Linked DNA regions of Homo sapiens: all the other regions are linked to region 1. The links are chromatin loops, found by intact Hi-C in ENCODE. Cell type or tissue: endothelial cell of umbilical vein. All regions are shown on one strand.

Evidence for each region. A loop is a pair of places that touch in the nucleus more often than their neighbours do. Peaks named below come from ENCODE experiments on the same cell type or tissue, not always from the same donor. Only the 100,000 strongest peaks of a DNase experiment are listed, where the experiment ranks them.
Region 2: a loop joins it to region 1, with 7 times the contacts of the local background. A loop is called at or near these places in 8 of 110 quality-filtered maps.
Region 3: it touches region 1 in a loop (3-fold over the local background); 10 of 110 quality-filtered maps call a loop at or near these places.

What each region holds. Positions count from the first base shown.
Region 1 is chr19:38,000,388-38,008,387 of GRCh38, forward strand. All of the region lies in intron 1 of SIPA1L3 (signal induced proliferation associated 1 like 3), which reads left to right. Among named protein-coding and RNA genes, the nearest start is that of SIPA1L3, 97 kb to the left of the region's middle. RefSeq lists enhancers at 3,094-3,625, 4,032-4,151, 7,024-7,083. In endothelial cell of umbilical vein, no CTCF peak of the experiment used is centred here; DNase peaks (open chromatin) are centred at 3,294 and 4,304; H3K4me3 peaks cover 1,143 bases; H3K27ac peaks cover 5,199 bases.
Region 2 is chr19:38,075,705-38,083,704 of GRCh38, forward strand. SIPA1L3 (signal induced proliferation associated 1 like 3) reads left to right here. Exons shown (of 22, transcript NM_015073.3): 3 at 5,552-7,395. The coding sequence starts at 5,862. Among named protein-coding and RNA genes, the nearest start is that of SNORD152, 83 kb to the right of the region's middle. RefSeq lists an enhancer at 5,742-6,295. In endothelial cell of umbilical vein, no CTCF peak of the experiment used is centred here; a DNase peak (open chromatin) is centred at 4,527; H3K27ac peaks cover 1,067 bases.
Region 3 is chr19:37,927,666-37,935,665 of GRCh38, forward strand. The region is part of intron 1 of SIPA1L3 (signal induced proliferation associated 1 like 3); the gene reads left to right. Among named protein-coding and RNA genes, the nearest start is that of SIPA1L3, 24 kb to the left of the region's middle. RefSeq lists an enhancer at 5,231-5,893. In endothelial cell of umbilical vein, no CTCF peak of the experiment used is centred here; DNase peaks (open chromatin) are centred at 4,446 and 4,616; H3K27ac peaks cover 1,076 bases.

The DNA of each region.
Region 1 (8,000 bases):
AACCCAGGAGGCGGAGGTTTCAGTGAGCCTAGATCACGCTACTGCATTCCAGCCTGGGCAACAGAGTGCACAGAGTGAGACTCTGTCTCAAAAAAAAAAAAAAAAAAAAAAGAACCTCGGTTTATAAATAGTGGTTCAGATGGAAGCAGAAATTAGAGGAGAGGAAGAGGGAAGCACTTTTCTCCCCAGCAGTCCATGGTTTGAGGAAATAGGCTTAATTTCATCGTTGAAAAATGTTATTTTTCACTCGATGTTCAAAATCTCCTAGGAAAGCAGGGGCAAAAGACTTTTTTTTTTTTTTTCCTCCTCATGCTTGGTCATGCAAAAGACTTTAAAGAGAGAAAATGTCTCTTCCCCACTTCTCTATATACATGCTGGGAAAAAAAAGACTGGAAGGAAATGAACCAATGTCTTAACAGTGGTTGCCCTTTGGTGGGGAGAGAATGAGTAACTCTATAATCTTCTTTGTACATTTATGTTCCAAGTTTTTTATATATATATATATGTTATATATATATATATAACATATATATAACATATATATAACATATATAACATATAACACACATATAACACATATATAACATATATAACACACATATATATAACACATCAATCATATACACATATATATCACACACATATATCACACATATATCACACATATATATATATCACATATATATCACATATATATATACTACTTTCATAAACAGGAAAAATGTTAAAAAGTTAAGGAATCATGTGAGCTTGGCTTCTGGGGAGGTTGGGTGGAGTTACTTCAGAATAAAGCTCTCTGCTTAATGTTTGAGTGTCCAGAGACGTTTGCACCCCACCCTTCCTTAAGGTGTACTTGAGGCCTATTAAATTTCTACCTAGAAAGTTCTTGATATCAAAGATGATCCCTCAAACTCCATTCTTCCGCCTGCCCAGACTTGTTCTAGATATTTATCTTCTCTCCCACCTTTCTCTTGAGATGAAAGAACTCTAATTCTTTTGTGGTTCTTCTGATCTTGCAAAAGAACCACATTTTTTAAAACTTAAAAAAAAAATTCTGAGACAGGGTCTTGCCCTGTTGCCCAGGCTGGAGTGCAGTGGGAACAATCATAGCTCACTTCAGCCTCAGCCTCTTAGCTCAGGTGATCCTCTTGCCTCAGCCTCCCAAATAGCTATGACCACAGGCATGTGCCACCATGCCTGGTTAATGGTTTTTATTATTCGTAGAGACTGGGTCTTGCTATGTTGCCCAGGCTGGTCTCAAATTCCTGGGCTCAAAGCAATCCTGCCGCCTTGGCCTCCCCAAGTGCTGGGATCACAGGCATGAGCCACCGTGCCTGGCCCTGCAGTTTTTTAGTACTTTTTTATTATGATAAAATATGATAAAATGTACATAACACAAAATTAACCATTTAAAACTTTTATTGTGGCACAATATACATAACAAATTTTTTTTATATTTTATAATTAGCTTTAGCTTGATTGTGGTGATTTTGTCACAATGTATATGTATATACAAGTTGTCCACCTTAAGTATGAACAGTTTTTATTTGTCAGTTATACCTTTAAGGAAACTGTAAAAAAGAAAATATGCACAACTCATTTAGTAACCTAGAAGTCAAGTGTTTAATTTTCTGAAATTTTATTATGCCCAGTTACATTACTGATAGATATAGTTACCAAAAAAATGTACCTTACGTGTGCAGTTCAGTGGCATTCAGTACATGCACATGGTTGTGCATCCATCATCATCCATCCACAGAACATTTTTCATCTTGTAAACTGAAACTCTGTCTCTGAAAAACAATATTCTCCATCCCCAAGACCCCAGTCCCTGGAAGCCACCTTTCTATTTTCTGTCTCTATGAGATTGACGAATGTAAGTGTCTCCTATGAGTGGAATCATCCGGTATTTGTCCTTTTGTGGCTGGCATATTTTATTTAGTATCATGTCTTTAAGGTTCATTCATGTTGTATATATCAGAATTTCCTTCCTTTATGAGGCTAAATAATATTCCAATTCATATTTAAGGCTAAATAATAATGATATGTATATATCACATTTTGTGGCCAGGTGCGGTGGCTCACACCTGTAATCCCAGCACTTTGGGAGTCTGAGGCGGGCGGATCACAAGGTCAACAGATTGAGACCATCCTGGCCAACATGGTGAAACCCTGTCGGTACTAAAAATACAAAAATTAGCTGGGAGTGGTGGCGTGCGCCTGTAATCCCAGGAGGCAGGAGAATCGCTTGAACCTGGGAGGCGGAGGTTGCAGTGAGCTGAGATCACGCCACTGCACTCCAGCCTGGTGACAGAGCGAGACTCCATCTCAAAAAAAAAAAAAAAAAAAAAAAAAAATTTATATGTATATATATATATCTCACATTTTGCTTATCTATTTATCTGTTGATGGACACTTGGGATGCTTCTACCTTTTGGCTATAGTGAATAATGCTGCTGTTAACACTGGTGTGCTGGCAGGGCACAGTGGCTCATGCCTGTAATCCCAGCACTTTGGGAGCCAAGACAGGTGGATCACTTGAAGCCAGGAGTTCGAGACCAGCCTGGCCAATGTGGTGAAACCCGATCTCTACTAAAAATACAAAAAAATTAGCCAGGCGTGGTGGCATGCTGCTGTAGTCTCAGCTACTCGGGAAGCTGAGGCATGAGAATGGCTTGAACCCAGGAGGTGGAGGTTGCAGTGAGCCGAGTTCACACACTCCAGCCTGGGCAACAGAGTGAGATTCCATCTCAAAAGATAAAATAAAAATAAGACTGAAAACAGGAGAGTTTATTCAGTAAACATCAACTGAAGACCCTACTCTGGGCCAGGCACCAATGAGCAAGGCAGGCACAGCTCCTCCCTGGTGGAGCCCACAGCCAGGGAGAAAACACAAGAACCGCAGAGCCATATGGATAAGTACTGTGTTCTGCGTGCTCTGAAGAAGAATGGGATTTTTCAAGCTGTAGTACAGGGAGATTCACAGAGGCTCCCCAAGGAAGTATAGTTTAAGTGTCATTTTCTGGGTGCAAATGGAAAACGTGAATTTGGTGTATGTCTCTAGATAAGCCCCACTTCTGAATGATTCCGGCTGTGGGCAGGGATCCCCAGATGGGCGTTGCTATGGAAGCAGCTTGCACCTCTCACTTCCTGACTTGAGTTTATTTCCGAGTTTCCCGTGCCACCGCCAGTTCCCAGCTGTAAATACAGACGTGGCAGGGTCCCTTTTTCCTGCTGCCTCGTAGCTGCCCAGAGAACGGATGTGGCTGGAATCCAGCCCAGGAGCCTCCTCCCGAGAGAGCTCGTTGTGGAACCTGCCATGTGGCGGTTTCTCTTCCATCCCGCCTCTTTCCTTTGTCCTCTCTCGGGACTGTGCCAGCGTGCCCCAGCCTGTGTTTTGAAACTTTAGACCCCAGCTTGTATTTGGTAGAGAAATGAGCTCATGAGGGCTTCCTCCGCCACCCAGCAACCGGGAAGTTGAGTCAAATCTCTTTCATTTCAGATCCATCCCCCACCCCCACCCCCAGGCCAGATTTGCCACCCTTCTGACAGAAACTGGGTTAGCTGTTCTCTGGGACTGTTTGTGAGGAGGGGACTTGTTGACCTGAACAAAGGAACTACAAACAAGACAGGGGAGGGATGTGGCTGATTGCTCACTGGGATTGGGACTTTTCAGCTACCCTTCAGTGCTTTCGAATAGTAATTGCTAACGTGTTGAGAATTTACAGTGTGCTAGACAGTCTTTAAATCACTTTTAATCCATTTAACAGCTCAATCAAGTGTATATAATTATCCCCATTCTAGAGCTGGGGAGGCGGTGGGCAAGTTCGGCAAGTTGAGTCATTGGCCAAATTCCTGTACTGCAGCAATTTAGGCAAAAAGTGGGCATTTAACCAGAGGCTCCTGGGGCGGCCCAGAGACCTGAAGAAAGCCTCAGGACCAGTCAGTTACTTGGTTGCAAGTAACAAAAACACCAACTCAAATAGACATAAATTTTAGGGGAAAGGATTGGCTCATTCAACTGGAAAGCCCAGAGGTGGGGCAGATGTCTGGGCTGGCTGGTCCAGGAGCCTGGGGCTATTGCCAGTGACCCATTTTCCTTCTGTCTCTTTATTGTTCCCTCTGATGTCAGTGTCATCCTCAAACGTGGCTCCCCTGAAAGTTGCACACCAGCTGCCAGGACCCGCTCAGGCTTGTGTCCTTATCCCTGTCCTGAAAGAAAAAGAAGGTATCTGTCCCGAACTATCATGCAAAACCTCAGAGCTCCTGTCTGATTGGACTAGCACTGGTCATGTGATCTTCCCCGAACCAATCACTAATAAGAGGGGTGAGCTCACACTAGCAGGCTGGTTGCAAAACCTGCCATAGAGGAAGGGCGGGCTGGGTGCTGGGATTGGAACCAGGACACACATGCCACTGTATCTGCATTCTCTTCCTCACTTGTTCACTCCCCACCTCTAGATCTGCGTTATTCATTCTCTTATATTCAGTCTGTCTTTCTGCTTTGTATTCTACTGGACAGGAAGCCTGGCCATCACAGACTGCTGAGCAATACACGTTTCAGTACAGGCCCCCAGAGAGAGTCACCGCATGTTCTCTCAGCCCGAGTCCAAAACAACCCGAGGAGTGGAGGATGTCTCCCTCCGGACTAACCGGGGCCGAGGAAAGGGTTCTTTTGACAGGCTCAGCTGAGTCAGATGTCCCCCACCCACCCCCGGCCAATCAGCTACAGGCAGGGATGAAGTCATTGCTCCCTCTGTCCCCTGCCACGTGCCTACTATAACATCTTCATAGGACCTCTAAGCTGGAATCATTTAAGCAGGATGCCAAAGGACAGCAATTGGGCCACACTTCTTGACTGTAGTGACACTAAAACCTCATTGCAACTCTCTACAGGAAGGCCAGCTCTTCAGTGTGGCCCCCCAGACCCTGCTTGCTCTGGCCCCTGCCTGCCACCCGCCCCCACTCCCGCCTCATCCTGCAGATCCCTGTGCACTGCGCTCCAGCTGCTGGGCCTGCCTTCCTTGAATGCACCATGTCTTCGCCTTGCTCCTGGGCTGCTTTCTTGGTTCTCCCACCGTGCTGCCCACTACCCCTGCCCTTCTGGCCTGGCTGATGCCGACTCCTCCTTCAGATGTCTCCTTCAACACACTCCCAGGGGGTTGCTCCGAAGCCCACCCCGCCCTTCTTCCCTGAGCTACTCATCTGACCTGATCAGGGCTTCCCCCTCCCCTTAATGTCAGCTCCATAAAGGCAGGAACCAAATCTGTTTTGTTAAAGGTATGACCCTTTCCACCAAATATGCTCCTTACTAAACTTTGCTAAGGGAATGAATGAAGTGATAATAGTGACATAAGGAGAAAGGGAAAGCGGAGCACAGTGACTTGCCTGTCACTCAGCTAGGAATCCTGGCACTGTGGGAGGCTGAGGTGGGCAGACTGCTGCAGGCCAGGAGTTCGAGACCAGCCTGGACAACATGCTGAAACCCCATCTCTACAAACAATACAAAAATTAGCTGGGCATTTTAGTGTGCACCTGTGGTCCCAGCTACTTGGGAGGCTGAGGGGGGAAGATTGCTTAAGCCCCCGAGGTTGAGCTATGATCCCACCACTGCACTGCAAGCCTGGGCGACAGAGTGAGACGCTGTCTCAAAGAAAAATAAAAGCACCCAGATAAACAGGCGGTGAATGGTGGAGGAAAAAACTGGGTGCCAAGACATCATGTAACTAGTTGGGGAGGTGATGCTGGGGCTGAGAGCATCAGTCAAAGTTTGCTGGTCTAGGGGAGTGGTGGTGGCAGGGGTGAGTCCAGGGTAGGGGTTGGGGACTGTATATAAAAAGAGCCTGAGGTGGGGTAGAGCCAGTCTCGAAGAACTGAAAGGCCCGAACCTAGAAGCAGCATGAGTGAGGTGGGGATGGAGCAGTAGAAGGTGCAAGAAGCAGACAGGGCCAATCATGCTTGACCTTGCAGGCTTTGCAGGGTGTGGGGCATCACGCCTTTTACCTTCTAGGGAGTGGGGCACGTTAAGAGAGGGAAGAGGGCAAGAAAGGTAGGAGGGCTTTGAATATTGGCATGAGAATACTCTCCAGGGAGATGACAGTCCCCCACACTGACATGGGCAGCATCTGTAGAAACAGGAAATGCGTCTCAGACACATGGAAAGATACCTGACTCTGGGCGTAATAAGAGAAATGCCAATTAAAATCATGCCGAGATACTACTTCGCACCTCTCAGAAGGGCAAGAGCACAAGGCGTGCGCACATGCTGTGGGCAGTGGTGCGGGGGGCATCCAGGCTTCTCCGGAGCTAGTGGGAGGGAAAGCAGAACTGTCGCTTTGGAGGGGACTCTGGCCATTCCTGTGAGTATGACCGGGCACACACCCACCTTTCACCCCGGCAGCTCCACTTCTAGGAAGCTTCACCTACACATGTTCCCAAGTGTGAGAAGTGATCTTTGTCCAAGGTTATTCATTACAGCAGTGTTTGTCAGAGCAGAAAAGGGGAAATGGCTTGTGTGTGCCTTAATAAGGCACTAGAGGAATCAGTCGGGTTTGTCTGTGCAGCGGAATACCATGCGGCCGGGAAGGTAGAGTAAGGCCCTGATAAGAGGGGCCTTCCGTGTCTGTGGTGCTGCTAAGCAGGAAAACGAAAAGAACGCGATGGCTCCCGCCTATAACCCCAGCACTTTGGGAGACCAAGGCAGACGGATCATTTGAGGTCAGGAGTTCAAGACCAGCCCGGCCAATGTGGTGAAACCCTGTCTCTACTAAAAGTACAAAAATTGGCTGGGCACGGTGGCTGACGCCTGTAATCTCAGCACTTTGGGAGACCAAGGCAGACGGATCATTTGAGGTCAGGAGTTCGAGACCAGCCTGGCCAACATGGTGAAACCCTGTCTCTACTAAAAATACAAAAATTAGCCAGGCGTGATGGCACGCACCTGTAATCCCAGCTACTCTGGAGGCTGAGGCAGGAGAATGGCGTGAACCCGGGAGGCGGAGGTTGCGGTGAGCCGAGATCACGCCATTGCACTCCAGTGCAGTGCAAAAGTGAAACTCTGTCTCAAAAAAAAAAAAAAAGAAAGAAAAGAAAAAAACAAATATTGTATTTGTAATTGCCCGGGGGAGGGGGGATTTTGGAAAATGTGAGGAGAATATAGGTTTTGTGAAGATTCCAATGCCAGTCAGCCCTGGAGCACTCTTCATTATTTATTATTATTATTATTATTATTAATTCTTCTTCTACCTTTTTTTGCTTAACTTAAGCATACCCTGTTAGAGCACTCTTAACTGTCAAATTAGATCACCTTCATTTTCCATACCAGGCACTGTGTTCTTGGCTACATGTGTGTAAGTATCTTGGTGTGTGTGTGCATGTGTGTGCATGTATGATTTAGTTACTTTATTGAGATCTCTGAGACACCATCTCTGAGCGGCCTTCCTCAGCACCCTGTCTAAAATGGCCCTCCCTGTCGCTGTCTTCTGCTTTATTTTTCTTCATGGTGTTTATCACGGTCTGATGTTCTATATTTGCTTTCTACACCATCCTCCTTGGAATGTGAGCTCCGTGAAGGCAGGGATCTTTGTCTTTGTTCCTTTCTGTATCCCCAGCGTCTAGAGCAGTGCCTGGCCCATAGCAGTTGCTTCATGAGTGCATGTTGAATGAATGTGAGTGCGTCTGAAGACTGAATGTTATCCTCCTATTGCAGATGCGGACCTCAGGCCCCCAGAGGCCTTGCCCTCTTTTCATGGACTCTAAGAAATGAAGAACAAACTGCAAAGCCCACTGGTGTTCTGACTGGGGAAGAGGTGAGAAATCACCATAGGCTGCTTTTTTTTTTTTTTTTTTTTTTTTTTTTGAGATGGAGTCTTGCTCTGTCTGCCAGGCTGGAGTGCAGTGGTGCAATCTCAGCTTACTGCAACCTCTGCCTCCCGGGTTCAAGCAATTCTCCTGTCTCAGCCTCCCTAATAGCTGGGACTACAGGCACCTGCCACCATGCC
Region 2 (8,000 bases), 75 kb after region 1:
GGGAAGCAGAGATTGCAGTGAGCCGAGATTGTGCCACTGTACTCCAGCCTGGGTGACAGAGCAACACTCTGTCTCAAAGAAAAAAAAAACAGAAAAGAAAAGATCTTGCAGGTGAACCACATAGCCTAAAAATATTTTTTAAAAAATAAAATGTTAAGGCCGGGCACGGTGGCTCACGCCTGTAACCCCAGCACTTTGGGAAGCCGAGGTAGGCGGATCACAAGGTCAGGAGATCAAGACCATCCTAACATGGTGAAACCCCGTCTCTACTGAAAATACAAAAAATATTAGCTGGCCGTGGTGGCGGGCGCGTGTAGTCTCAGCCACTCCAGAGGCTGAGGCAGGAGAATGGCGTAACCTGGGAGGCGGAGATTGCAGTGAGCTGAGATCGCACCACTGCACTCCAGCCTAGGCGACAGAGCAAGGCTCTGTCTCAAAAAATAATAATAATAATAAATAAGTAAATACATAAATAAATAAAAATAAAATGTTAGGTATGTCATGAATACATAAAATATATGTACATTAGTCTATTTTTCTATTTTATCATTTGCTACCATAAAATATACACAAATGCATTCTAAAAAGTTAAAATTTATCAAAACTTACACACACACAAACACACTGCCAAGCCAAGAGAAATGTAAACAAACATAAACATGCAGAATTAAATCATAACTGCATGAAATTAACTGCAGTACACACTGCACTACCGTCATAGTTTCGCGACCACCTCCTGTTGCTACTGCGGTGAGCTCAAGTGTTGTGAGTATCCATTTGAAACACCGTGTGACACTCATCATCTCCGCATGAGCAGTTTGTCTCTCCAGCAAATTGCACATCGCAGTAAAAAATGATCCCTAGAGGTTCTCACCTAGTTTTCATCGTGTTTAGTGCAATACTGTAAGCCCTGAATAACCTCAGGGGACCCGTACAAAGTGCCACTAGTGATGCTGGAAGTTGTCCCAAGAAGCAGAGAAAAGTCATAACATTACAAGAAAATATGCAATTGCTTGATATGTGCCATCGATGGAGATCTGCAGCTGCAGTTGCCCGCCATTTCCAGATAAATGAATCCAGTGTGAGGACCATCGTAAAAAATGAAAAGGAAATTCATGAAGCTGTCACTGCCTGTATGCCAGCAGGCACAAAAACCTTGCACTGTTTACAAAATATATTTTTATCTCGTGTTGCAAATGCAGCTTCTATGTGGGTACAGGATTGCTATAAGGCATACCTATAGATTGTAATTTGCTTCGAGAAAAAGTGAAGTCATTACATGGCAACCTAAAGCAAAAGGAAGAAGGAGGATCTCAAGCTGGGGAATTTAATGCCAGCAAAGGATGGTTTGATAATTTTAGAAAGAGTATGGCTTAAAAAATGTCAAGATGGCAGGAGAAGCAGCTTCTGCCAACCAGAGGCAGCAGATGAGTTCCCAGATGCCAGTGAGAAAGTCATTGAGGAGGCTGGGTACGGTGCCTCACACCTGTAATCCCAGTACATTGGGAGGCTGAGGTGGGAAGATCACTTGAGCCCAGGAGTTTGATACCAGCCTGGGCAACATACTAAGACCCCACCTCTACCAAAAATTTAAAAATTAGCTGGGCATGGTGACGTGCATCTGTAGTCCTAGCTACTCAGAAGGCTGAGGCAGGAAGATCACTTGAGCCCTGGAGTTTGAGGCTATAGTGAGCTATGATTGTACCACTGCACTCCAGCCTTGACAACAGAGAAAGACCCTGTCTCTAAAAAAAATAATAATAAAAATGAATAAGAAAAAGAAGTAAGCCTGTTCATAAGTGCTAAGGAGAAAAATGGAGCAGAGGAAGGGCCTGGGAGTGGTGGGGATAGACACACAGAGGCAAGCACTATTAGTTTTTTGAAAATTCTTCCGATCATCTCTGCATGATAGTTTGTTGTTGTTTCTGTTGTTTTTTCTTTTTTCTTTTTCTTTTTCTTTTTTTTTTTTTTTTTTTTTTTTTTTGAGATGGAGTCTCACTCTGTTGCCTAGGCTGGAGTGCAGTGGAGCAATCTCGGCTCACTGCATCCTCCACCTCCCAGGTTCAAGCAATCCTCCTGCCTCAGCCTCCCACGTAGCTGGGACTACAGGTGTGCGCCACCGCACCCAGCTAACGTTTCTATTTTTAGTAGAGACGGGGTTTCACCATGTTAGCCAGGCTGGTCTCGAACTCCTGACCTCAGGCAATCCACTTACCTCGGCCTCCCAAAGTGCTGGGGTTATAGGCATGAGCCACTGCGCCTGGCCAATATTTTTGCTTTTCCAATTGGGAAATGTTACATGCAACTCTAGATTTCTGATTTCTGTTGGAAAATCAGATGATCTGACATCCATACTCCCGCAAGCCTTGATTGTCAGAAGATGCCCTGCCATCCAGGTCAGTGCAGGCTCCTCTTGGCCTCTCTCCTGTCTCCCTTAGGCAACTCGACCCTGAGGGCTTTCCAGCTTCCTCTCTCTTCTGTAGCCCATCCCTGTGCTGCCTCCCGGCAACATCTTCAGGATCGTTTGTGTTCTCGTGGGGCACCAGGAAGAGGGGCTCCCCCTTGCTCCCCACTCTCCACCTGCCCTCTTCTGGTGCTCACTTTTTCAGAGGCTTCAGGCTCCCCTTGCTATTTGCTCCTTGAATCTGCTTTGAGCTTCCCTTGTGATCTCTGCCAGTGCGCTCCATAACTGGGCATAAATTAGGAAAAGCCCCCCTACACATGCGCATACATGCACACACACACACACACACACACACACACACAGGCACACAGACATGCACACACACACACAGGCACACAGACATGCACACACACACAGACGCACACAGACACGCACACACACAGACACGCACACAGACATACACAGAGACACGCACACACACACAGACACACACACACAGACACATACACGCAGAAGAGGCCTGCTACTTTCTCACACAGGAAGCTCCAATAGCCATTGATCAAGAACGGCTGCATCCAGCTCTAGATTCCCAGGGAAAGAAAAGTTAGAGGTCACCTTGAACCAAGTGCGTGGCCCAAAGCAGCACTCCACTGCCCTGAGCAAAATCAGTTCCGTTGGCAGGAGGGAGCGGGCACGGCTGCTGGGCAGTCAACAGCTTCCATCACAGACGGCGACCCACTTTCCCCTTCCTCTCCAGCAGGATTTTCATCTTCTAGAAGTTCAAGGTGGAGACAAAGGGAAGTGACCCCGCAGGGTGTTTTATATGCTGGACAGAAGCACAGACTCCCTTCCCCAGGGGCCTGCAAATCAGGAGGTACTTACACCTCCAATTAGGCAGAGGCCATCTGTTCACTCATATGTATAATACTAAACGAACGTCCTGGACGTTCTAGATGGCTCACGCCTGTAATCCCAGCACTTTGGGAGGCCAAGGCAGGCGGATCATGAGGTCAGGAGATCGAGACCATCCTGGCTAACACGGTGAAACCCTGTCTCTACTAAAAATACAAAAAAATTAGCCAGGTATGGTGGCAGGCACCTGTAGTCCCAGCTACTCAGGAGGCTGAGGCAGGAGAATGGCGTGAACCCAGGAGGCGGAGCTTGCAGTGAGCCGAGATCGCGCCACTGTACTCCAGCCTGGGCAACAGAGCGAGACTCCGTCTCAACTGTTCTAGGCACTGGGAATGCATCAGTGAACAACACAGACATCCCTGCCATTCTGGAGCCAACATTTGAGTGGTGGACCTAGCCAGTAGACAGAACGAACAACTGCTAAGAAAAATTGGAAGAAAGTAGAGTGGGTAATTAAGAAAGGCTTCCAGAAGACCGGGCTTCTCTGTCTCTATAGGGTGATTTGGGAAGGTTTTTGTGTTTGTTTTTGTTTTTGGGGATTTTTTTTTTTTTTTGAGATAGGATCTCGCTTTGTTGCCCAGGCTGGAGTGCAGTGGTGTGATCGTGGCTCATGCAATCTCAACCTCCCGGGTTCGAGTGATCCTTTTACCTCAGCCCCCTGAGTAGCTGGGACTACAGGCACATGCCACCATGCCTGGCTAATTTTTGTATTTTTAGTAGAGATGGGGTTTTGCCATGTTGGCCAGGCTGGTCTTGAGCTGCTGGGCTCAAGTGATCCACCCGCCTTGGCCTCCCAAAGTGCTGGGACTGCAGGTGTGAGCCACCGTGCCCAGCCGGAAGTCCCCATGGAAGAACTGACATCATGGGAAGGAACCAGCCCCAAGAAGGACTGAGGAAGGATATCAGATGTCCTGGATAAGGTTTGGTGCATCAGAACAGAAAAGAAGGCCAGTATGATCAGAGCTTAGTCAGGGATGGGGAGAGACATGGAAGCCAGATCCTGCGGGGCTTGTGGAGCAGGGGAAGGAGTTTGGATGGTGTTTTAATGCAGTAAGTAGTCACTGGGGAGATCTCAGTGAAAAAGTGATGGGCTCTGATTTACCCAGTCATAGTCTGCAGTAACCACATGGATTTCTAGAGACATTCCTTCTGCAGCTTTCCTCCCCAAACTCCACTGGTGCTCATGTTGACTCATCTGTCATTTTCACTTCCTTTCTGGCAGAGTAGCTGAGCTGAGCAAACAACAGAGCAGGTGGACAATAGTCTGGCCTCTGCATGAAGCCACCAGTTCACAGGAAATACAGGGGGCAGAGGAACATGTTAAGTGGCACCTCAGGGATCCTGAAAGTGGGGAAATCCACAGGACAGGTGACCCCTTTCCTTCAACAAGTAAAGAGCATCAAAATAAAGGAAGGTGGCCATTGTAGAGTAGAGGAGACTTGAGAAAATACCTGCATAAGCAGAGGATGATTTCGAACAAACCAGCTCACAAAAGACACCTGCGAGACAATGATGGGAAATGTAATGCAGGCAGGGTAGTGCATGACATTAAAGAATTCTTGTTAATGTAGATGAGTATGATAATGTTACTGTGATTTTTTTTTTTAAATCTTATGTACTAGAGATACAAGCTAAAATATTTATGGGTGAAATGACCTGATGTCTGGCCAGGTATGGTGGTTCATGCCTGTAATCCCAGCACTTTGGGAGGCTGAGGCGGGCGGGGATTGCCTGAGGCCAGGAGTTTGAGACCAGTTTGGCCAATATGACAAAACCCCGTCTCTACTAAAAATAAGAAAAATTAGCCGGGCATGGTAGCACATGCTGGAATTCCAGCTACTTGGGAGGCTGAGGCAGGAGAATCATTCGAACCTTCGAGGTGGATGTTGCAATGAGCCAAGCACATGCCACTGCACTCCAGCCTGGGTGACAGAGCGAGACTCTGTCTCAAAAAAAAAAAAAAATGATGTCTGGGGTTTACTCTAAAACATTCTATCAGAAACAAAGAAGGTCACAAGGCTGGGTGAATAGATGAAATGGGAATGGAAAATAGTTAGTGGTTGTTGGAGCTGATGGGTGACTCAGTCTCCTCTCTGCTTTTGAGTATGTTTGCAAATTTCCATAATAAAAAGATTTTTTAAATGAGTAAGGCTGTCAAGAAAAGTCACATGTCCCACTTTCTGGGAGCAGTAACACGGCCATCGCAGCTCATATTTTCCTTTTCTTCCATTTCAGCATGGCGAGGACAACATCCTTGCTGCCTCCAGCTGGCGGGCGACCACAGCTACTGCCTGCTCTGCGCTACTGAGCCACTCGGTCTGGAGCCCCCAGGACAGCACCTGCTTCCTGAGGTTGTCCTGGCTCAGCTGTGCACAGCGATGGTGGAGAACTGGACTCCACAGGCTCACAACCTTCCTGTCAGGTTTCAGGGCCCAGCATCCTTCATCCTGGGCCTGGCTGCCCTGAACAATGGCTGAGGGCTGGGGGACCCCATAGAGTGACACCACAGCGTACGGGGCCAGCAGCACTCCAGTGCCCGTGGACTATGACCACCTATCGGGCCATCCCCAGCGATGGTGTGGACCTGGCAGCCAGCTGTGGCGCCAGGGTGGGCGATGTCCTCCCTGGGCCACACACAGGGGACTACGCTCCCTTGGGATTCTGGGCCCAGAATGGCAGCATGTCCCAGCCTCTTGGCGAGAGCCCGGCCACCGCCACCGCCACCGCCACCGCCACCACCCGCCCCAGCCCCACCACTCCCGCAATGCCCAAGATGGGCGTGCGCGCAAGGGTGGCCGACTGGCCGCCCAAGCGGGAGGCCCTGAGAGAGCACAGCAACCCAAGCCCCTCCCAGGACACAGATGGCACAAAGGCCACCAAGATGGCCCATTCCATGAGGAGCATACAGAACGGACAGCCCCCCACCAGCACCCCGGCTTCCTCAGGGTCCAAAGCCTTCCACCGACTCTCCAGGAGAAGGTCCAAAGACGTGGAGTTCCAGGACGGGTGGCCCCGGTCCCCCGGCAGGGCCTTCCTCCCCCTTCGGCACCGCAGCAGCAGCGAGATCACCCTCAGCGAGTGTGACGCGGAGGACGCGGGGGAGCCGCGGGGGGCCCGGCACACGGGGGCGCTGCCCCTCTTCCGCGAGTACGGGAGCACCTCGTCCATCGACGTGCAGGGCATGCCCGAGCAGAGCTTCTTCGACATCCTGAACGAGTTCCGCAGCGAGCAGCCCGACGCCCGAGGGTGCCAGGCCCTCACCGAGCTCCTCCGGGCAGATCCTGGCCCACACCTCATGGGGGGCGGCGGCGGAGCCAAGGGGGACTCCCACAACGGGCAGCCCGCCAAGGACAGCCTCCTGCCACTGCAGCCCACGAAGGAGAAGGAGAAGGCCCGGAAGAAACCTGCGCGGGGCCTCGGCGGCGGGGACACGGTGGACTCGTCCATCTTTCGGAAGCTAAGGAGCAGCAAACCCGAGGGGGAGGCTGGGCGTTCCCCGGGGGAGGCCGACGAGGGCCGGAGCCCCCCGGAAGCCAGCAGGCCGTGGGTGTGTCAGAAGAGCTTCGCCCACTTCGACGTGCAGAGCATGCTGTTCGACCTCAACGAGGCGGCCGCCAACAGGGTGTCGGTGTCGCAGCGGCGGAACACCACCACGGGTGCTTCGGCCGCTTCCGCCGCCTCGGCCATGGCCTCCCTCACGGCCTCGCGGGCCCACAGCCTCGGAGGCCTGGACCCGGCCTTCACCAGCACAGAGGACCTAAACTGCAAGGAGAACTTGGAGCAGGACCTCGGCGATGACAACAGCAACGACCTGCTGCTCAGCTGCCCGCACTTCCGCAATGAGATCGGGGGCGAGTGTGAGCGCAACGTGAGCTTCTCCCGGGCTTCCGTGGGCTCCCCGAGCAGCGGCGAGGGCCACCTGGCAGAGCCCGCCCTGAGCGCCTACCGCACCAACGCCAGCATCTCGGTGTTGGAAGTTCCCAAGGAGCAGCAGCGGACGCAGAGTCGGCCCCGGCAGTACAGCATCGAGCATGTGGACCTGGGCGCCCGCTACTACCAGGATTACTTCGTGGGCAAAGGTGACGGATGGCGTGTGGGTGGGAAGGTTGGGTGGGCCGAGGCTTGCCTCCGAGACCCCCACTACTCATTCATTCACTCTGTGCCAGGCCCTGCTCTGGCACTGAGGATGTGGCGGGAACAGAGACCTCCCTTCTGGAGGGCTGTGAGGATCCGGTGAGCAGAGCCACCCGGGCCTCAGCCCTGTGTCTGACACAGCAGCACTCCATAAACCTTGAGCTACAGGACACAGCTCTGCATTTACTCAGCACATATGGACTTGGGGACAGCTCAGTGCCAGGCACTCTCTAGAGCCTGGGGATGTAGTATCAACCAGCTTAAAACAAATGTTCTGTCTTCCTAGTACTTATAATGTTTTCATGGGTAACACAAACATAGAACAGGATAAATACGAAAAATACACAAGGGATTGTAGGCTGCTAAATGCAGTGGAAAAGAGTACAGCAGGGAAGAAGGAAATGGAGTGTCGGAGGGTGGGGGCAGATCCCAGTGGGGGATGGTCAGAGGGGGCCTCCGAGGCAGGTGCAGTTTGAGTACCAAGCTGAAGTCACCATGTGCAAATTGCAGACACTGTTCCCAGAACAGAGCAGCGAATACAAAAGTCTTG
Region 3 (8,000 bases), 73 kb before region 1:
TGTGTGTGTGTGTGTGTGTGTGTGTGTATGCAATGTTTAGCTCTCACTTGTAAGAACATGGGGTGTGTGTGTGTGTGTGTGTACGTGTACGCAATGTTTAGCATCCCACTTAGAAGTAAGAACATTGGATATTTGGTTTTCTGTTTGTGCATTCATTCACTTAGGATAATGGCCTCCAGCTACATCCATGTTGCTGCAATAGACATGATTTCATTCTTGTTTAATGGCTGTGTAGTATTCCATGGTATATATGTACCACATTATCTTTGTCCAGTCCGCTGTTGATGGGCATCCGGGTTGATTCCCTGGCTTTGTGGGTTGATTCACATGCTATCGTGAAGAGTGCTGCGATGAACGTAGGAGTGCAGGTGTCGTTTGGTAGAATGGTTCCTTTTCCTTTGGGTAGATACCCAGAAATGGGATTGCTGGGTCGAACGGTAATTCTATTTTTAGTTCTTTGAGGAATCTTCAAACTGCTTTCCCCAGTGGCTGAGCTAATTTACATTCCCACCAACAGTGTATCAGCATGGTGACGTGATTTGGATTCAGGCAGTCTGACTCCAGAGCTGTATCTTAACTCTAAAGCTCTGTGTGCTACTGCAGTGGTTTTCAAACCCGAGCAAGACCAGGTGTGGTGGCTCACATCTGTAATCCCAGCACTCTGGGAGGCCGAGGCAGGTGGATCATTTGAGGCCAGGAGTTCGAGGCCAGCCTGGGCAACATGGTAAAACCCCATCTCTACTAAAAATGCAAAAATTAGCCGGGTGTGGTGGCACATACCTGTGGTCCCAGCTATTCGAGAGGCTGAGGCAGGAGAATTGCTTGAACCTGGGAGGCTCTGAGAGGTTGCAGTGAGCCAAGATCATGCCACTGCACTCCAGCCTGCGCAACAGAATGAGTGAGACTCCGTCTCAAAAAAAACAAAAAACCCTAGCAAGGATCAGAATCCCCAGAGGGCTAGGTAAAACACAGATTGCTGGGCCCCATCTGATTCTGTAAGTTCCTGATTCTGTAAGTCTAGCTTGAGAATTTGCATTTTGTGGTGACACTGGTGCCCCTGGTCCAGGAAGCACGTTTTGAGAACCATGAGCTACTGTAATAGGAAGCCCAAATGAAATTGGCCTGAAATAACGAGATTTATGATCTCATATAACAAAGAAGCCTGTAGGTAGGCAGCACAGCAGCACAGGAGTTGACTAAGCAGTTCCACAATGCCTGCAGGGACCCCATCCCTCTCCTTCAAGCCACTCTGCCATCCATGGTGTGTCTCCTGTGTCCCTAGGCTCCCTGCATGGCCACAAGATGACTGCCAAGGCTCCAGTTGGCACACACTGACAGTGCCACATCCAGCAGCAGAAAGAGGGCATCTCTCACTTGCTGTGTATCTCTTTAAGAGTGAGGAAACCTTTCATTGATTCCCTGCCTCCCAGATTTCCCTCATATCTCATTGGCCAGCATGGTGATATGTGACCCTGCCCAGAGAAACCAGCCAAGGGCCAATTAGGATTGACCCTCTGGGGCTGGGGCTGGGGCTGGGGCTGGAGCCGGGGCCAGCCTTACCTGAAGTAGGTAGCACAGGGAGGAGAGTGGCTACAGGAATGAAATCAGAGTACCATTTAGGAAAGGACTGGGAAAGGGGGAGGGATATTGGGTAGGCAGACAATTGGTTTTGCTGCAGAAATAAGTGGAACACAGGGAAAGCATAATGCCCATGCATTTTTGTCATCGTGCTTACCAGCTTTGTTTTGTAATTACCTGAATCAGGACTTAGCTTTTTGTTCTCTAATCATGCCCACCTTTGAAACTGTGCACAAAGTCCCAGTACCACAAGAACTCTGAATCTTGTTGGAATACCAAGTATTCTGTCTGGCAATTCAGGGAAACTTGAGTTGGGTGATGAGGCAGCAGTCTGAAGGTTAGAGTGCGAGGTCTTTGAGAGCACTCACTCACTCTGCCCAGAAACACCTGGGTCTCACCCATCTCTCTGCTCCTGACTCCCTCCCCCCTCCTCCTACCCTTCCTTGCAAAGGCTGTTTCCCCCTCTGAGGGCTGTTCTTGGATGAAAGGAGAGGATGCCAGTCAAGTGCTTACCCCCAGGGGCCAGCGCATGGTAAGTACTTAAGAACGTGGCCTCTGCTATTAACATATTAAATGTGACTTTTTATGTATGTATGTCTGTATCTATGTATGTATGTATGTGTTTGTTGTTTTTAGAGACAGTCTTGTTCTGTCACCCAGGCTAGAGTGCAGTGGTGTAATCATGGCTCACTGCAGCCTTGATCTCCTGGGCTCAAGCAATCCTCCCGCCTCAACCTCCCATGTGGCTGGGACCACAGGTGCATGCCACCGTGCCTGGCAAATTTTTTTTTTTTTTTTTTAGTTGGAGTCTCACTCTGTTTCCCAGGCTGGAGTGCAGTGGCGCGATCTCGGCTCACTGCAACCTCTGACTCCCTGGTTCAAGCGATTCTCCTGCCTCAGCCTCCCGAGTAGCTGGGACTACGGGCGCCCGCCACCACACCCGGCTATTTTGTATTTTTAGTAGAGACGGGGTTTCACTGTGTTAGTCTCGATCTCCTGACCTCATGATCCTCCCACCTTGGCCTCCCAAAGTGCTGGGATTACAGGCGTGAGCCACCGTGCCCAGCCCATGCCTGGCTAATTTTTTAATCATTCATAGAGACGAGGTCTCACTTTGTTGCCCAGGCTGGTCTCGAACTCCTGGGGCTCAAGCGATCCTCCCACTTCAGCCTCCCAAAGTGCTGAGATTACAGGTGTGAGCCACCGTGCCCAGCATAAATGTGACTTATAATAAATATTTTATAATCCTGCACCCCCTTACCAAAAAAAATCTATGAAGAGTGACCATCCCTTTTGCAGACTGAAATTTCCTGAGGATACCTGTTGCTACTGCTCGTGGCCACACTGTAAAGCCATTGCCCTTTGAGATTGCAAAGGGCTGAGGAATGCAGTGTGGGCTCTGAGCCAGACTGCTGAGTGCAAGTTCTTGATCCATCTTGGGCTCCCTGTTTTACTTTGGGCAAGCCACTTAGCCTTGCATGTCTTAGTTTCCGTATCTGTAAGGTGGAGCTGGTAATGGTACTGTCCTCCTAGGTTGTTGGGAGGATTCGAATGCATCAAAGCACGTGACATGCTTAGACACCCCTCCCCCCCAACCCCCAACAGCACCCGACCCAAAGCAGCACTCATACAATATGTATCAGCTAATCTTTGAATATTCTGTGCCAGTTCATTCACAGGGGACTATAAGCTCCCTGTGGGCAGGATTTATGTGGTTTTTGTTTACTACTGTGTCCCAGTGCCTGACTCAGAATAGACATTGTTTACATTTGTGTGTGTGGATGAAAAGAAGGATGGTAAGAGCCTTTCTTAATTTCTTTTCCTTCAGCTGCCTGGAATTTAAACTCTGACCTGAGCTGATTACTCGGTATTTTGAAGGAATAAAGTGGACCTGACTGACTCTGAGGGCAGCATGTGATAAGTGCAGCTGATTGTTGAGCATTTTTGTGAGCCACAAGCATAGTGCTCACCATAAAGATCTCACTTGGCCAGGCACAGTGGCTCATGCCTGTAATCCCAGCGCTTTGGGAGGCTGAGGAGGGAGGATCGCTTGAAGCTAGGAGTTTAAGACCAGCCTGGACAACACAGTGAGACCCTTGTCTCTACAAAAATAATAATAAAGCTCTCACTGACTCTTCATCCCATTTCATAGATGAGGAAACTGAGGCCCAGTGGGAGCACCTGCTTCTTCTTACAAGAGGAGATCTAAAGTAGTGGTTAAGGCCGGCCGCGGTGGCTCATGCCTGTAATCCCAGCACTTTGGGAGACCAAGTCAGGTGGACCTCCTGAGGTTGAGAGTTCAAGACCAGCGTGGCTAACATGTTGAAACTCCGTCTTTAATAAAAATAAAAAAAAAAGTAGCTGGGTGTGATGGTGCACGCCTGTAATCCCAGCTACTTGGGAGGCTGAGGCAGGAGAATCCCTTGAATCCAGAAGGCGGAGGTTGCAGTGAGCTGAGATCGCATCACTGCACTCCATCCAGCCTGGGTGACAGAGCAAGACTCTGTCTCAAAATAAAATAAAATAAATAAATAAAGTAGTGGGTAAAAACTGGAACCTTGGAGCTCCTCTGCTTGGGTTAGATCCCCACCCCAGCACTTTCTTCCTGTGTGACCTCCAGCCTATGACTTATTCGTTGAACTTCTCATCTGTAAAATAAGAATGCTGATAGTTCCTCCTTAGAGGGTCGCTGTGAGGGTTAGGAGAGAGAATTCATATGTAGCACTTAGAACAGCGCCTTGTGCAGTGAGCATTCCGGTTGTGGTTGTTATTATTAGCCAGCCAAAGCCGTTCAGTTGTGCTTCCAAAGCTGGCTGGAAGAGTCCAGCGACCGTGTTTAATCATTAAGCTGCATTGCCTCTGTGAGCTAGTGCCTCCTCTGCACGGGCCAAGGAGCCCGCCTTTAGATTGTACGGTTCTGAATGAAGCATCCAGGCGCAAGCTCAGGGCAGGGGACGGTGTGGGCACAAGTCCAGCCCTGGCTCTGTCAGTGAACAGGTGGCCTGTGCCTGAATCCGAGGTAATAGGCGAGCCGCCTTTGTTACCTTTGAGCTTTCTTTCAAGCCCATTCAGACTCCTCAGACCACGTGTCTGATGAGTAAGGAGGCCTTTTCTTTCCCTCCCCCAAAGGGAATGTTGGCAAAACAGCTTTCTTTGGGAACGCGCCTGTTCACGACGACCAGCCATCTCCTGGGGAACTCCGGTGGCTGGCTGGCGTGTTCCTGCGGCTGTTGAATAAGTCGCTGTTAGGAGCTGGCACGGCAGGTTCCCGTTTCCGCATTCCAGGCACCCACAGCGGGCTGGGGGCGGGCACCACTGAGGTCGGCCTGGAGAGCCAAGGCAGGTGGCCTCGCCCTGGGAGGACCAGGGACAGGAGGAGTCCACCTGGGGCTCCCCTGACAGCCACCTGCCCACTTTGTGATCAGAGCCGTGTTCGGGGAGTCTTTCAGGTGAGCGATATTCATTAAATTTGGCAGTGACTTGCAGAGAAAGTTCATCATGTTTCTTCCTCTCCGGAGTTAGACAGTTAGCTTTTTTTGTTTTCTCTTTTTTTCCCCCCTCTTCTCCCTGAAATGTTTACCTGTCTGCTCCTAACTGTGAAGAAAGAGTGGGCCGGGTGTTGACGGACTGAGAAAAATGGAGGACATTTCTCCCAAGAGAAGGAATCGGTGACTCTTTTAGTGAGTTGAGCTCCTGCTGGATGCAGACTTCTGTGCCGGGGCTGGGGGCGATCCCAGCCTGGTGTAGATGAGCTCTGTGGTCTCGCCTGAGTCCGCTTTCCTCTCTGGGCCTCAGTTTCCTCTTCTTGTGAAATGGGAACTAGCAGCAGTGCCCAATGAGTCATCTATGTAAACTGCTTCAAGCCTGGGCACTGAGCGGTGCTCAAGTCCCCCCTCCCCAACCCCAGGCCCCCATTTTCCCTGTGTGACCTCATCTGTGACCTCTCAGCTGCTTGCTTGCTGTACCCCAGCTGCACTGGCCTCCTGCTGTTCCTCCCTCGGAGACTTTGCCCTGGCTGTTCCCTCTGCCTGCAACACTTCCCCTAGAATTCCCCAGCGCCGCCTCCCTCCCTCCTTCCCTCAAGTCTCTGTTCAGATGTCACCTTCTCCATGAGGCCTCTCTCCTTATTAAATTGCACCTTCTCCCTCACCCTCGCCCTTACTCTTTGCTTTATTTTTCTTCATAGCATTTACTTCCACTTGACATATTTTGTCTATGCTCTGCTTCCCAGCTCTAGGCTCCATAGAAGCACAGGCACTTTTGTGTCCATCCTTGTAGAACCGTTCCTGGCACGTGGTAGATGCGGGCTAAATTGTGATATGAATGAATTTATATCAGGTGCAACATGATCCAAGGATGGGTGGCCAGCCCCGTTTGGGGTTTGAGGAGGGTGTCAGCTTTTCCAGGAACCTGTGGCTGTGGGTGAGGCGGCATGTGCAGATGCCTCCCCCTGGTCACCCAGTGGCTCTCTGGCACCTGCCTGCAGCATCCAGCCCTCTGCCTTCCTGTCCTGCAACCCCTGCAGTCTGTGCAGCCCAGGCCTGGTAGTGACTCATCTGGGCAGCCTGGGTGCCTGTGGCATGGAACAGGAAAGCTTGGCCTAGTAAGTGGAGAGGATGTCAGGTTCATTTAGGTGGAGAAGACTGTGTGGAAGATACCACCCATATACACACATCTCATATGTATCTCCAGCCCCTGCTTGCTGTTCCTGCAGGGGGAGGCCAGGGAGTGCCTGGGAAGTAGCAATTAACCAGCCAGGCACAGTTGAGCCATCTCCCCTGCTTTAATGGGTAATAATTCTTGCTCTGGGGCTGAACAAGTTTTAATTAAATGGTGAGCGCGAAGAATCTGACCGTGTAATAGCTGACACGTCCTCATCTATTTTCTAGCTCCCGGTGTCAGCAATTGATTCTGTAAAAATATCCTGGGCAGGGCTTCCCTGAGCTCCATGAGTGAGGTCAGTGGCCTTCTTGGATTTCTCCCAGCATGAGGCACCAGGGGACTGAGGTGCTGATGGACTTCGCGCCGCTGTAGCATACATCATCGCATGTCAGGACCTGCTGCTATTTTAAGAATGTGCAGAGCAGGAGGGAAGCTCTTCTGCAACATTTAACACATATGTCCCTTGAGCTCCCAGTGCGGGAGTTTGGGGTTGAGTTGAGGACTCTCCTATTACACTTATTTCATGTAATGCCTGAGCCCCAACACTGTGGGCACAGTAGTTCTCTGGGCCACAGGTTCCTTATCTGGAAAATGGGGATAATTAATAGATGATTAAACGAGAAGTCAAAGTGAGATCAGGTGACTCAGTGCTGTGTCTAGTGCATAGATAGCAAATTAGATTTAAGAAAGACAATTCTTTTTAAGAATTCTTTTCAAGCCCCTTTTTAATATTTTCGGTCTGTCCTTTTTTGTGCCCACCCCCGACCCTGGTTCCACCCCTGTGTCAGCATCCTCCCGCAATCCTTCACCCATGGTAACAATCAAGGACTGTATGTATCTTTCCACATTTTTCTCCATGGTTATATAATCCTATAGGAGATAATATTACACTTATTTTCTTGCATTTTGCTCTTCTCACATAGCAGTGCCATGTGGAATGCCTCTGAGTCCTTGCATAGTGCTGAGATTTGCTCTTTTTAGTGGCTGCGTAACACACAGTGGTGTGGATGCACCATAATTGATTTGGCCAAGACATCACTGATAGGCATTCCCTTTTCTCCTAGAGTTTTTTTTTCCCACAAATTATTATTTTTATTGATAACCTTCTTTAATTAGATTGCAGATGTCCAACCTGTTTGGCCACCTTGTTAAGTTCTAGGCCTTTGAGAATGAATATGAAGTAACAGTAGTGCAATGATGCCTCTCGTCCAGATAGAAGATGTATTTTTGGAGGGTTCTCACCAAGTCCAGCACTGTGTTGAACCAAAAAGCATTTTTTAAATGCTTTTTTATTATTAGAATAATTAATAGATTCATCACACTTAGCCAGATTAGTTGTGTTTAATGTACTTATTATGAAATAAGAGTGAAAGGACAGTTCATGTTTTTTCATATTAACAATCTTGGTTGGAAATCAGAATGTGCAAGAGATTTTTGTTGGGATTTGTGATTGATTGTGTGTTTCTTTTTCAGGTGGCACTTTAGTTAGGGACTATGCTTGTGTTCAGGAAACTTGTACAGCGTTGTACCCAGATAGAGATTTGTTCTAGTTGTCTATTGCTGCACCACAAGCCACCCCTAAACTTAAGGCCTTAAAATGACAGCAGTTTCTTATTTCTTGTGAACCTGTGGTTGACTGGGGCTCAGCAGGATGGTTCTTCTGCTGGTCTTGCTTGGGGTCTGTTATGTGGCTGCAGTCAGAGGGTGGATGGGGTTGGAACATTCAACATGGCTTTACTGAAATGGCACCTTGGGAATGG